Linked DNA regions of Mus musculus: region 1 is linked to region 2. Evidence: chromatin contacts called from ENCODE Hi-C data. All regions are on one chromosome and are shown on one strand. The core of a region is the stretch at or near the end of the contact, and the rest is flanking DNA. Distances in the headings are between cores, read along the strand shown. Region 1 overlaps Atf6 (activating transcription factor 6). Region 2 overlaps Gm7694 (predicted gene 7694).

Region 1 (6,061 bases), core at 197-2,696, 550 kb after region 2:
AGGAGCCATAGACAGCGACTCCTGGTGGCTAAATACGAGACAACACAAACACCAGAATAAATAATCACAGCAATGGTTACAGTCTAAACCCAATGGGAAACAGTAAGTCAACACTAATGTTAACAAGTATCTGGGTGATGGATAGCTTGACAAAGACCCGCACATTCGGGCAGGAGAACAGATTAGCGAGTAAAGGCACTGAGTTCAACCCCCGGAACCCATGTGGTAGAAAGAGTCTGACTTTCACACACTCACTGTGAGCCATCATGAACAACCATACATAAGACACACAAAATAAAAAAGTAAATGTTCATTTTTTTTTTTATTTTTTTATTTTTGGTTTTTCGAGACAGGGTTTCCCTGTATAGCCCTGGCTGTCCTGGAACTCACTTTGTAGACCAGGCTGGCCTCAAACTCAGAAATCTGCCTGCCTCTGCCTCCCGAGTGCTGGGATTAAAGGCGTGCGCCACCACGCCCAGCTTATTATTTTAAGAGCAGTACTTTTCCACGGTTTAAAAGTACCTTCTTCACAAAATACTGGCAACTAGCAAAGGGAGAAAAGAGCAGCTTCTTGGCTGAGAGCCTAGCAGATGCTGTCAGCTGACTGAGGTGAACATCACCAGTAACAGGACCACCTCAAACTGTCATCAAACTGAATCTTATCATCAAAAATAAATGACAAGGTGGAGTGTGGGTGGCCTGCACCTGTAACCTCAGTTCTTGGGAGGTGAAAGCAGGAGAATCAGGAGTTGAAGGCCATTTTCCATTACATAGCAACTTTAAACCAGTTCGAACTAGGTGAGATCCTATCTCAAAAGGCAAAAACAGATCTGGTAGTGGTGACATCCTTACTACTTTAATCCTAGGACTTAGGAGGCAGAGGTGGGTGATCTATATGAGCTGCAAGCCAACCTGGTAAACAGAGCAAGTTCCAAGACAGCCAAACAGCTAAAGCTATACAGAGAAACCCTGTCTCAAAAACCAAGAGAGAGAAAGAGAGAGACAGAGAGACAGAGAGAGAGAGGCTAAAACAAACAAACAAAAGACAGACACAAAACCACTTCTGTGGCATTCCTGCCATAGACACTAAAGCTGACTCCAATCCTGAGGAAACGTCTGGCACTCCAAATGATAAGGTCATTAAAGCACGAAGTCAAGAAGGAAGAATTGTTCCAGAATAAAGAAAATTAAAGCAGAAAGACAACCACATGCAACATAACCTGATGCTTTTGCTGGTCTGAATCTAAGGGGAGCTACATGGGAAATTGCACAATCTAAACCGGGACTGGGTAGTGCGAGTTTTGGTTTCTTTTAACCTCAGTTATGCTACGGAGACATGTTTCTGTTTTAATCCCTGGTGTGGCCTCCTTCAGCTTATCCACAGCAGCAGACTGACTGCCTCGTGCTCCAGCAGGGGCAGGATCTGTGCCCAGTGCAGATAGCTTAATTCTGGGAACTCTTGAGCGAGAGAAAAAAAAAAAAAAGCCAAATGCCAGAGGGGGCTGAGGGAACTCTGAGGGGCAGGGGAACACTAAGGAAGAAGCCTGGCTGTTCGGCTGTACCCCCTGCTGGGTCCTGCTCCTGCTGCTGATGGTTGAGAGGAAAGAGACCAGAAGAAGCTGGACTTCCCGGTAGCGGAAGATTAGACTTGCTTTAGTCAGCAGGAAGTAGTTTAAAGAGACCTAGCCTCCTTTCTCCTCCACCCTTCCTTCTCTACTACCTGGTGATGGGGGGTTGGAAGGAATAAGGGCTGGAAGGGAGAAAGAGGTACATAAAAACCAAATAAAATAGCTAAAACAAATATGCCTACAGGGCTACAGATGAGATTATTGTTATATATCAATGTTTAGTTCCTGGTTTTGGTGGCTGTATTGTTGTTAAAAAAAACATTCTTGTTCATAGGAGGTAGACATTATAGAATTTGGAATTCAGTGGCCAACTGACCCTCAAATGGCTCAGACAAAAATCTCCACAATATATTTGCAAATTTAAGATCATTCCAAATAAAAAGGCAGTGTAAGCAAGAGAACAAGAATAAAAAATTAGCCAGGCGGTGGTAGCGCATGCCTTTAGTCCCAGCACTTGGGAGGCAGAGGTAGGCAGATTTCTGAGTTCAAGGCCAGCCTGGTCTATAGAGTGAGTTCCAAGATAGCCAGGGCTACAGAGAAACCCTGTCTCGAAAAAACAAACAAACAAACAAAACAAAAACAAAAAACAATAAAAAATTAGAGAATGTCTTTCTGAGTGATAAGCTTTTGAGTAACAGGAGGAGGAAGAATAGAAGGAAAGGAGGAAGAGAGGTAAAAGGCAGGAAAAAGGATAAGGACATGGATAAGAGGAAGTGGAGGAAGAGCAGCAGCAACAATAACAGAACTAGTAAGAACAATAATAATAAAATAAATATATGTGCACCTTATATAAATATAAAGAAGAAGAAGAATAACCAGGCTAGGCGTGCTGGTTATTATTTTAATCTCTACACCTAGAAGGCAGAGACAGAAGGATCTCTACAAGTTCAAGGCCAACCTAGTCTCCATAATAAGTTCCAGGCCAGCCAGAGCTACACAGTGAAATCCTGCTGAAAGAAAGAAAGAAAGAAAGAAAGAAAGAAAGAAAGAAAGAAAGAAAGAAAGAAAGAAAGAAAGAAAGAAAGAGAGAGAGAGAGAGAGAGAGAGAGAGAGAGAGAGGGAGGGAGGGAGGGAGGGAGGGAGGGAGGGAGGGAGGGAGGGAGGGAGGGAGGGAGGGAGGGAGGGAGGGAAGGAAGGAAGGAAGGAAGGAAGGAAGGAAGGAAGGAAGGAAGGAAGGAAGGAAGGAAGGAAGGAAGGAAACAACCCAGGCCAGACACAGTGGCACATTCCTGCACTGAAGCCCAGCCTGGGCAACACAGTAAGACTACCTTTAAAAGAACCCTGCAATCCTAGCACTTGGGATGCTGGGGCAGCAGGACCACAAGTCAGAAGTCCCTTTCACTGCTGTACTGGTTTATACTGGTTACTAACTTGACGGGACCTAGAACCACCTTGAAAACAGATTCCTAGGCATAACTGTGAGGCACTTCCTAGTTAGACTCAAGTGGGAAGACCCACACTGAATGTGGGCAGCCTTGCTCCATGGGCTGAGGTGTCAGGCTTCAGAAACAGAGAAAGCAGGCAAAGCAGGGACGTTTGTCTGTCTGCTTTCTGACCATGGTCACGATGTGACCATCAGCCTCGTCTCCTGCGGCCATGCCTTCCCATCCATGACAGACTGAGTCAAAAGAGACCGTTACTCCTTAGGTTGCACTGGTCAGGGGTTTTGCCACAGCAGCAAGAGAAGAAGCTATACAGTTAGATGCTGTCTCATTAAAAAACAAAACAAAAACAAAACCCCCTAACACTATAACAACAGAGACCCTACTTCCAGTGCTGCAAAGTGCCTAGCACAGGACTGCATGAGCCATGTGCACAGTTCTCAGAAGAAACTCACAGGACACAAGCTAAATGGGGAGTGAGGATAGGAAGGGCAACACAAAGCAAGGCTGAAATAACTAGAAAGTGTTTGTAAGCACGGCAGACCTGGAGGACCAGCACACAGAGAATCTGAACTCCACACTTTGAGCACTAGGAAGTAATTAAACGGCTTTAAGGCAAAGGACATAGTACATTTTGTAATTTTAAGAGTTGTTTTTGAAGGTGACTCTACTAAGAAAGGTTTGGAGAGTTGGTAGACAGACCACCAGGTAAGATCCTAATGGCTTTTATCCTAAGGTCAGGTGCTGATGGCCCAGCAAAAGCAAAAAGTAATCTTAGAATTCCTAGTGAATACAGCGCTGGGGAGATGATGGCTCGGCAGGGAGAAATGCCTGCCGTGCAGGTCCCAAAAACTCAGCTGATAACAACATGGTAGAAGGAAAAAGCCAACTCCTGAAGGTTGTCATCTACCTAAACACACACACACACACACACACACACACACACACACACACACCCCAAAGCAAACAGAATTCCCAAAATTTAGAAGTTTGCTAAGTATAGAACCTGCCAGAATAAAGATGGCTCAATTTATAAAAGTTAAAATATATGAAATATTAATTTGATTTTTCTTCTTGTACTTTGCCTTTCCCATTACTTAAATCAGGTATTCCATTTCCTTGATTTCAAAGCTTTTGTTGTGAGGGCCAGGGATGCACTCCAAAGGAGCTATCAGACTTTTGTAAAGATCTTAGTTAATTTGAAAGATAATGGTAGGAGTTCCTGAACTCTATGACCCAGGAATTATAAATCTTACATTCTTCCAAGTCCTTAAAGAATGTATATTCTAAGGGAGTGGAAAGATGGGTACAGAAAGAAAAGAAAACCAGTAAGCAAAGACTACTGGGCACTGAGGAAGCAAGAACAAAAGGGAGGGAGCCGAACCCAGGAGGTAACAGATTTCTCACTCCCACAAGGCCCTGTCAAGTCTCTTTTCCTCAGAGAATGAGATTACTCAAAACATTAATGTCAACCGCCTTCCCCCCACCCCACCCCAGCCCCCATTTCCCAGATGGCATTAAACCCAATAAATACATCACAAGAGACTGGCCACCTACAGGAACGTGCTGAGTTGAAGAACACGAGTCTGTGGACCGAGGAGAGGAGATGGAGCAACTGGAGGAAGCCGGAGAAAGAGGCTGGGGCTCTGCCTTCATGTCTGTCAGGGAAAGACATGGTGGACAGTTTTACACACCAACTCATACAAACTCACAATAAGATGGGCAAAATGGTCTTTGAAAATTCAATTAGCAGTTTGGTTACAAAAACATCATTTCAATGAAAAACTCAAAATCACTTGTACTCCTGTAGGAAGTCACTCCTGCGCTAACTCTCTGGAGAAAAAGAAGAAACTGGTGCACTGGCTTTCTTGGTTGAGGAACAAGAGCAGGCGAAACGTTCTACTCTATAAACTCCTCTCTGTTTTCAGTATTAGGCCGTAGACAAAAAGCCAACTACCCAGAGTCAGACAGGAACCATGAATAAGCAGCAGCCTCCCATCTGAACCGTATCTGCCTGTTCACCCTCACTGTATCAACTCACCTATCTAACCTACGCCTGCCCCCCACCGCAGAACATAAAAGCACAAGGTCAATGCTCACTCTAGAGTTTTGGCTTTTTGTTTTATGTCTGGTTTTTTGGTTGATTGTTGTTGTTGCTATAGTTTGTTGTTGTTTTCAGGAGCTGAATCTCAAACCCCACGCTTTGTGCATGCCAGGTAAACACTTTACCACTGGGCTACACCCCCCCACACACACACACACACACTCAGTTTTCTATTACTGCTGTGTAACTAAATCTTTGCTGAAACAGCCATTTTATTAAGTTCCCAGAATCTATGGATCAGGAACTTGGGCTGGAGAACACTCAGGTAACTCACATTCCATGAGAGAAGACAGGGATTGAGCAAAATAAGAAATGAAATGAAGGAGACTAGAGACTAGGAAGGGCAGGGATGAAAGGGGTTTACTGGGGAAATGTGCTGGTTCTGTACCCACTTTCTCTCCACTCCTGTCATCTGCGACACTAATGATCTCTACGCCCACTTCCTTGTAGGCAGTGTAGGCAGGGACCTAGAAGGAAGCATGCTAGAAGACAGGAGAAGACACTGTTCCTTCAGTTTCTCCTGTCAGCTCTGTCTGACAGCCTGCTGCAGGTTCTCTCAGCTCACTCAAACCCAACCTCATCAAGCTCCCTTAAAAATAGCAGCACTACCAGCTGCCAGCCTAGCAAAACCCATCAGCTCTAGGTTCAGGGAGAGGCTCTGCTGCAAAGAAATACCTCAGAAAGGGACAGAGGGGACAGAGAGCTGAGCAGCTGTGATGAGCACCTGCTCTTATAACACAGGACCTGAGTTTGGTTCCCAGCACCCACATGGCACCTCACAATGGTCCAAAACTCCAGTGCCAGAGTGTGGCCAGACTGCTGGCTACTTTGTGGGTTCTCTTTTCTTTTCTTTTTTTCTTTCTTTTTTTGTTTGTTTTTTGCTTTTGTTTTGATTTTCTAACAAAGCAAAATATTTAATCTCTGTAATAAACCTCACCCTCACATTT
Region 2 (6,256 bases), core at 336-2,835:
ACAAAGCATTCTCCAGCTCTGCTCTTTGTCCCAGACAACACACAGGACTAACTATGCCACGAAGGCTAATCTAAACAGTTTACGAAGAACCAAGGGGCACATGGGAAGTCTGGGCCGGTCAACTGCAGGTGTTGGGAACTCATCTACAGTGCTGATGTCTCAAGCTGGTTGGACTTACTTCCCTCTGCCTCGGAAGTCCAGGCTTGACTACCCTTCGGTGGCTGGGACAATCCCAAACTTCCTGGGGAGCAGTGCGTTGGCCCACGGTGTAGGCTGAACATCAGATCGAGCCAACTAGGATTATGTAAGAGGCACAAGCTTCGGACAGATAAGGCGGCAAACAGAGGGATGCTTTAAGGAAGAAGGTAGCTAAGCAGATGGCATTGGGAAGAGCTGACTATTGAAATGGTAAAAGGAGAAGAATGCTGCAGTTTGCTGGGGGGTTTGATTTGTGGGCCTTTTTCTTTTCCTATAGTAAAGGAAAACACAGGCCATGTTTTCTGCTCCATGCAACCAACATAAACTTAAGCAACTCCCACGGGAGAGAATGCAGTCTGGTGTATTCCAGTTGGTCCTTAAATATTTCTTCAGGCCTGCTTCTCTGTCTGTATTAATAGCCACGTTTCCTGGGGGTAGAGCTTCCCCAGGCTCCCTTGGGCTGGCCTATTCATCATGGCAGCAGCTGGAGATAAGCTGGACACAAAGACTCGTGTCTCAAGAGGGTCGGTCCCTAGATACCGAAAGTGGAGGAATTTTCTCATTAGTACGAAGTTGGTGGTGGGAAGACTGGGCTTTCATCCTGTGCCCCTGGTGAACATGACAGTAGGGAGGAAGGCTCACCGGAGGGGGAAAGACCTCCACAGGGATTTCACTGCACAACTGGAAGATTCTGAAGCAAGCTTTCTTGAGAGATGAAAAGCAGACACGCCACTTGTACTTAGGAGATAGTGAGTCTGAACACATGATCAATCTGTGCTTGTCCCTACTCCCAGGAGAGCCATGGTGGTGGTGGTGGTGGTGTGCTTCATGTGAGGTGTTATAAACCTGGAGGACCTTGTGGGGAGCACTGCTGAGTGAAGCCTAGATGACCCAGAGGGTCAAAATCTCAAGAGCTAATCATGGCCAGGCCGGGCTTGGAAATTCAGAGGTTTGGGATGGCAGGGAATGAAGAGACAATGGAAGCCTACAAAGTTCCTGAACATTCTTAGCATTCACATACCTCAGATTAATTCCAAAACTGGTGAGAAAGCTGACCAATAGGAAATTCTCTGAGTTGGGAACAGCATCTGGGGTGCAGGCTCAGAATTTCAACCAGGGTTCCCCACTAGCATTGCACTGACCCAGCAAACCAACTAGAGTTCTCAGTAGCCTAGACTGTCAATGTCCTTTAGCAATTGGTTTAAGCCCAGAGGAAATGGGCCCTCTTGCAGCTGAAATGAATTGGCCTGCTTTGGGTGATTCTGTCTGTGCTCTAACACATCTTGTTAGCACAGTACCTACAGGAGAGGCATGGCATCCTCGTCCACTGTTAAGAGAGGGCCCCGTATTGTCACCAGTGTCTAAATTAAAATGCATCTTCCCCCTCTAGTTTCTAGACCAGATTAGAGGACAGCTTTGAAAAAGTGTCATATGCACACCCACTTCTACACTTATATTTTAAAAATCCCTACTTTTTTATAATCATTTCTGCATACTTGACTATAGGCAATAAAATAAAACAAAAATGTTGCACAATTGTGGGAAAGGAGAGCATGATGTAGCAGGCGCATTTTAACACCTGATTGATGACAGAAGAAGAGCCCAAAGCCATCCAATAGAAAAGGTCACCTAAAGAATGGTCACTGCAGCACAGACTTAAAGAAAAATGTTGCTGTTGTTAAGTATTTTCAACGCCTTTTCCCATGCATAGCATATCACTGGGTTGGTTTTTGTTACTCCTGCTTTCCTGGAATAACATAGCTGTGCTCTGCAGTGGGGAAAGCCAGCTAGCTTAAAAAGTCCATCCTTCCTTCCTTCCTTCCTTCCTTCCTTCCTTCCTTCCTTCCTTCCTTCCTTCCTTCCTTCCTTCCTTCCTTCTCTCTCTTTCTCTTTCTTTCTTTCTTTCTTTCTTTCTTTCTTTCTTTCTTTCTTTCTTTCTTTCTTTCTTTTCTTTTCTTTCTTCCTTTCTCCCTCCTCTCTTTCTCTCTCTCTTTCTTTCTTTCTTTCTTTCTTTCTCTCTCTCTCCCTCTCTTTCTTTCTTTCTTTCTTTCTTTCTTTCTTTCTTTCTTTCTTTCTTTCTTTCTTTCTTTCTTTCTTCTCTCTCTCTTTCTCTCTTTCTCTTTTGCCACCTCTTGGAAGCCACAGCCATAAGATGCAGAAAAGGCCAGAGACTTGCCCTCATGTAAAGATGCTCATGACACAGAACCAGGAGCCTCAGCATGCTGGACTGTAGACTCCAAACCCTGGCTTAGTCATGGCAGCAAATGTCTAGACAGAAAGGACCCATTTTTCCCTCCTTTGGTAATGTGAATGGCCGTGTGAACACAACAGATGTCCCTTTCCCTCCAGAGCCTCCTGCTTCCTCTCTACCTTCTTTCTATTAAGAGAGTCAATAGATTGATTCTCTAGAGTACTGAACCTTCTACTTTCTTAATGCTGCAACATTTAATATAGTTCCTGTTTGTGGTGACCCCCAACCATAAAATTATTTCTGTTGCTACAGTTCATAACTATAATTTTGGTAGTTATGAATTGTAATCTAAGTATCTCTGTTTTCTGATGGTCTTAGGTGACCCCTATGAAACAGTCATTTGACCCCCATAGGGGTTGCGACTCATAGGTTGAGAACCATTGCTCTAGAGCATGGAACTGCTGCTCTAGGGCATGGCTCCTCCGGATCCTGAGATCTGACAACATTAATGGTGAAGGGACTCCTCATCAGCTCTTGTTTAAGTCACATTCTCTCAGTAAATGACATCTAGGGTTGTTGTAGTTCAAAGCAGCCATGGAAGCAATTTCCCTAAAGTCGACAGCTTTGAGTATTGTGCTGATAGCTGCTGATGCTAACTCCCTGCGAGGTCGTTGCTCTGGTCTCTGTGGGGAAGAATGTACACATGAGCATGGGGTTCTGCTCATTTATGATGGAAGTGGGCTATGGACCCTAGGGTAAGATCTTCAAGGAGAAGCCTATGGGCATTGTGTTTCCTTACAGATCTCCCCCAAGGAGGGCTGGATATGTACACATCATGTTGATGATACAGTAACAGTCATGTATGGAGACCCTTACAGCAGTCAGTCAGTCAGTTACATAAAAAATGGTCTGTCCTAACTTGTCCTCATTACTCTACAGGCCTCAAGATGGAGGTTCGTTTATAGAACCCCTCCGCCTCTCTTCCGGCTCCTTCATTCCTCAGTCTTGCCAGATTGCAAAGCAAGATGTCATGGCTCTACACCCACCCAGGTTTCCTTCAGGCACCCAGGACTCTAGAACTCTCCACCAGTCAGGAGGAAAAAAAGACAAGCCAGCAAGACACATTTATCATTTTATTATGCAATTTCCTTCTACAAGAAAAAAAATCTCTAAAAATATAAATATGAACTCTCTAAAAAATACTCAGAATAGAACTATAATCTTGTTCTTTCCAACAGGGGCCAAACTTGTTCTTTAAAAGATGATGGATTAAAACACATGTCTTCATATCTCCCAGAACATTCACAGATACATTTCTAGAGAGAAGTGTGGGCTGGGACTAAGGAGGGGACACCTTCTTTCCATGTTTCTGGAAGCTGACTTTGTCATCTATCAAGAAAAGTTATGGTCTGAATAGGGTTATACAAGTCGGGGCCTGGAAAGAAGTGGAAAGAAAAGGGCACCAAGACACCAGCTTCTTTAAACAGACATTGAAGTAAGACCCTTCATTCCTCCCTGTTAGCCGGCTCTTGAGCCATGCAGATCAAACTCCCCAAAGGCCAAAACCCCAGAGCATCTGGGTTCATTGTGAAGGCTGCTGTGCTGAAGTCCACAGTGCTGAGATGGTCAGTGAGCCTGATGAGGTCACTAGCTGGAAGAGCTGATGTGAGTGGAAGCCCTCGGGAGGATTTATTGCTGCAGGGAAACCCTTAGCCCCTTAGCACCAGGCAGTATCTCCAGCATCTAAGACAAGGCTCAGTCTCAGAGGGCCTCCTGGGGTAGCAGCACCACCCCTGTAGCAGGGAGATGGCCAAGGCCTTACAGTTGATGCAGGCGTGCATGGCACCTAATCCAACATCAAGCATCAAGTTTGAAGTACTCAGAAGATCCTTCTTTAAGGCTCTTGGGACAATGGTGGGATCTCTTGGCCAACCCTGGGCCTGAGGGCCAGGGCTCTAGCAGTGTCCTGGGTGCTTGAGCCAAGCCAAGCCTCATGCTGTTGGTCTTAGGCAACCATAGCACCTAGGCTCTGGGGAGGAGATGTCCCAGGGAGCAGATACCTGTGAGCTTCCTATCAGAGGAGCAAACCAAGATTTTGATATGGAGAGCACAGATTACAATGGACTTGCTCTCTGGTGAATGCTTAGACTTTCCACCCTAAAGCCTGAACGCTCTGATTTGGCTAAGATGTGGGAAAATCCATAGGTCCTCAAATGTTAGTTCTATGAACTTCTCTGACTTCAGGATCAAATGTCACATCCCTGGGATGTTCTTGGAGTAAAGCGCGTGTGTGCTGCAGATGTACTAACAGTCTTGTATACTCCAACAGAGCCTTCAGATGCCTGGCTGCATGGATTTTCATCTGAGAGGAAGAGATGGGAGTTTGCAGGGAGCATGGGATCAAGCCTTACTTTCTGTGGCAATGGAAGATGGGGTGGGAGAAAAGGGTCAGAGGGCAGAGGTGGCTGAAGCCATGCAGCTGCTTACTCGGGTGTATGAGAAGGAGACCTTCATCCTTAGCATCCAGCTGCAGGAGTTAGCTCAGATGTCTGCTAGTTGGGAGGAGGGCAGCACACCGGTGATGCTGAACTGGGAAGTGAGACCCGTGTGCCCCAGTGTCACAGATGGGGAGCCAAGCGAGCAGAAAAGGGAAGAGCACAGGAAAGAGGGCAAGAGGACTGCTGCTTGGCCTGCCCTGGCTGGATGCACCATCCCCAACCTCCTTGTTGGCCTCTGGCCTCCTTGTTCAAGAATAGGGATTCCTCTTCTGGCTACAAAGGCCCTTGTGGCTGGGATCACTACAGAGTCTCCTGGCCACAGGGAAGACAGCATGATAGGGCCCCTAAAGGAAGAGAGGGATACAAAGCAAGTTAACCTGGAAAGGCAGGAACCAGTGAATAGTTGATAAGTCTTGTCGGGTCCTTGCACAGATCTACGCAGAAGCAGAGGAGGATCGCCATTACCTGAATAGAAGACAGAGGCTCGAGGTATCTCTGGCGCTGCGGGAATTCAGGCAACGGCAGCACAAGCACAAAGAAGCACTTTCACTAAAGACAACGGCTTTGCTTCCACCGTCCTCACCACACTCCAGTCTCTCACATGCTCCACCCCGGCTCTCACACATACTGTTCCCAGACCCAGGCACTGCCTCTTTCTTGGTGCGGAGTGGCTTGAAAAGCTGCTCTCTCAGCAGTGCCCTTCTCAGTCCTCACGGTTCTCCTCCCTGTGATCTCTGCTCTTGCAGGACCATCCCATGCTCTCACGCTCTCCTCTCTGAACATCAGAACACTCTCGGCTGCTTCTGCAGGGGCCTGCCTACTTCTGTCTTCACACGCACACAGCAAGGCTGCCCATACCATCGTTCCCAAGTGCCTATCCAGATAGGTAGGGGCACACCTAAACGGATGAGAAAACCCTGGGAACCCTCAGTGACAAGGGTCAACCTTTGAGGAAGCTCTCAAGGCCTTAAGTCCCGGAAGCACCTTCTCTGATGCCGGGCCAGAAGCAGAGGAAAGATGGTGGCTAGGATTATAGTCAAGGTGTAGCTTTCCAGGTCAGGTCCCATCATCAAGTCAAAACCTACCATTCTTCCCTAGCTGTATCTTCTTCAAGGCAGGGAGGCCCTGGACCAGTATAGAAGAAAGAGACAGAATCAGGGGTTGGTGGTGGTGGGGAGGTCAAAGGATAGACAGCATGTGATTCTGAGCAGACAGGTAAAGAAAATTCCTGCTAGATCCATCCTCTTGGGCTGGTGGCCCTGTGAATCAGGAGGAAGCTGGGACAAGCCCAAAGGAGGATGAATTCCAGCAGCCAAAGCTGCAGGCAGCAGCCAGCAGAGGAGTTTGCAGAGGAGCAGGATGAGGTGGC

What was found. A loop is a pair of places that touch in the nucleus more often than their neighbours do.
Region 1: a map of left cerebral cortex shows a loop between it and region 2 (5-fold over the local background). The contact joins two enhancer-like sites. A Hi-C loop is called at or near these places in 12 of 37 maps with a recorded cell type or tissue (Patski, adrenal gland, heart and 1 more).

The regions. Positions count from the first base shown.
Region 1 is chr1:170,844,550-170,850,610 of GRCm38, forward strand. It overlaps Atf6 (activating transcription factor 6), which reads right to left. Exons shown (of 16, transcript NM_001081304.1): 4 at 4,568-4,668. Gm29733 (predicted gene, 29733) reads right to left here. Exons shown (of 1, transcript NM_001372466.1): 1 at 6,013-6,061. Among named protein-coding and RNA genes, the nearest start is that of Gm29733, 3.4 kb to the right of the region's middle. Within about 2 kb of position 1,447, at least 2 of the 3 ENCODE cell types and tissues checked have a DNase peak (open chromatin) inside an H3K27ac peak, as active enhancers do.
Region 2 is chr1:170,294,690-170,300,945 of GRCm38, forward strand. Gm7694 (predicted gene 7694) reads right to left here. Exons shown (of 3, transcript NM_001198955.1): 3 at 3,504-6,256. Among named protein-coding and RNA genes, the nearest start is that of Gm7694, 8.5 kb to the right of the region's middle. Within about 2 kb of position 1,586, at least 1 of the 3 ENCODE cell types and tissues checked has a DNase peak (open chromatin) inside an H3K27ac peak, as active enhancers do.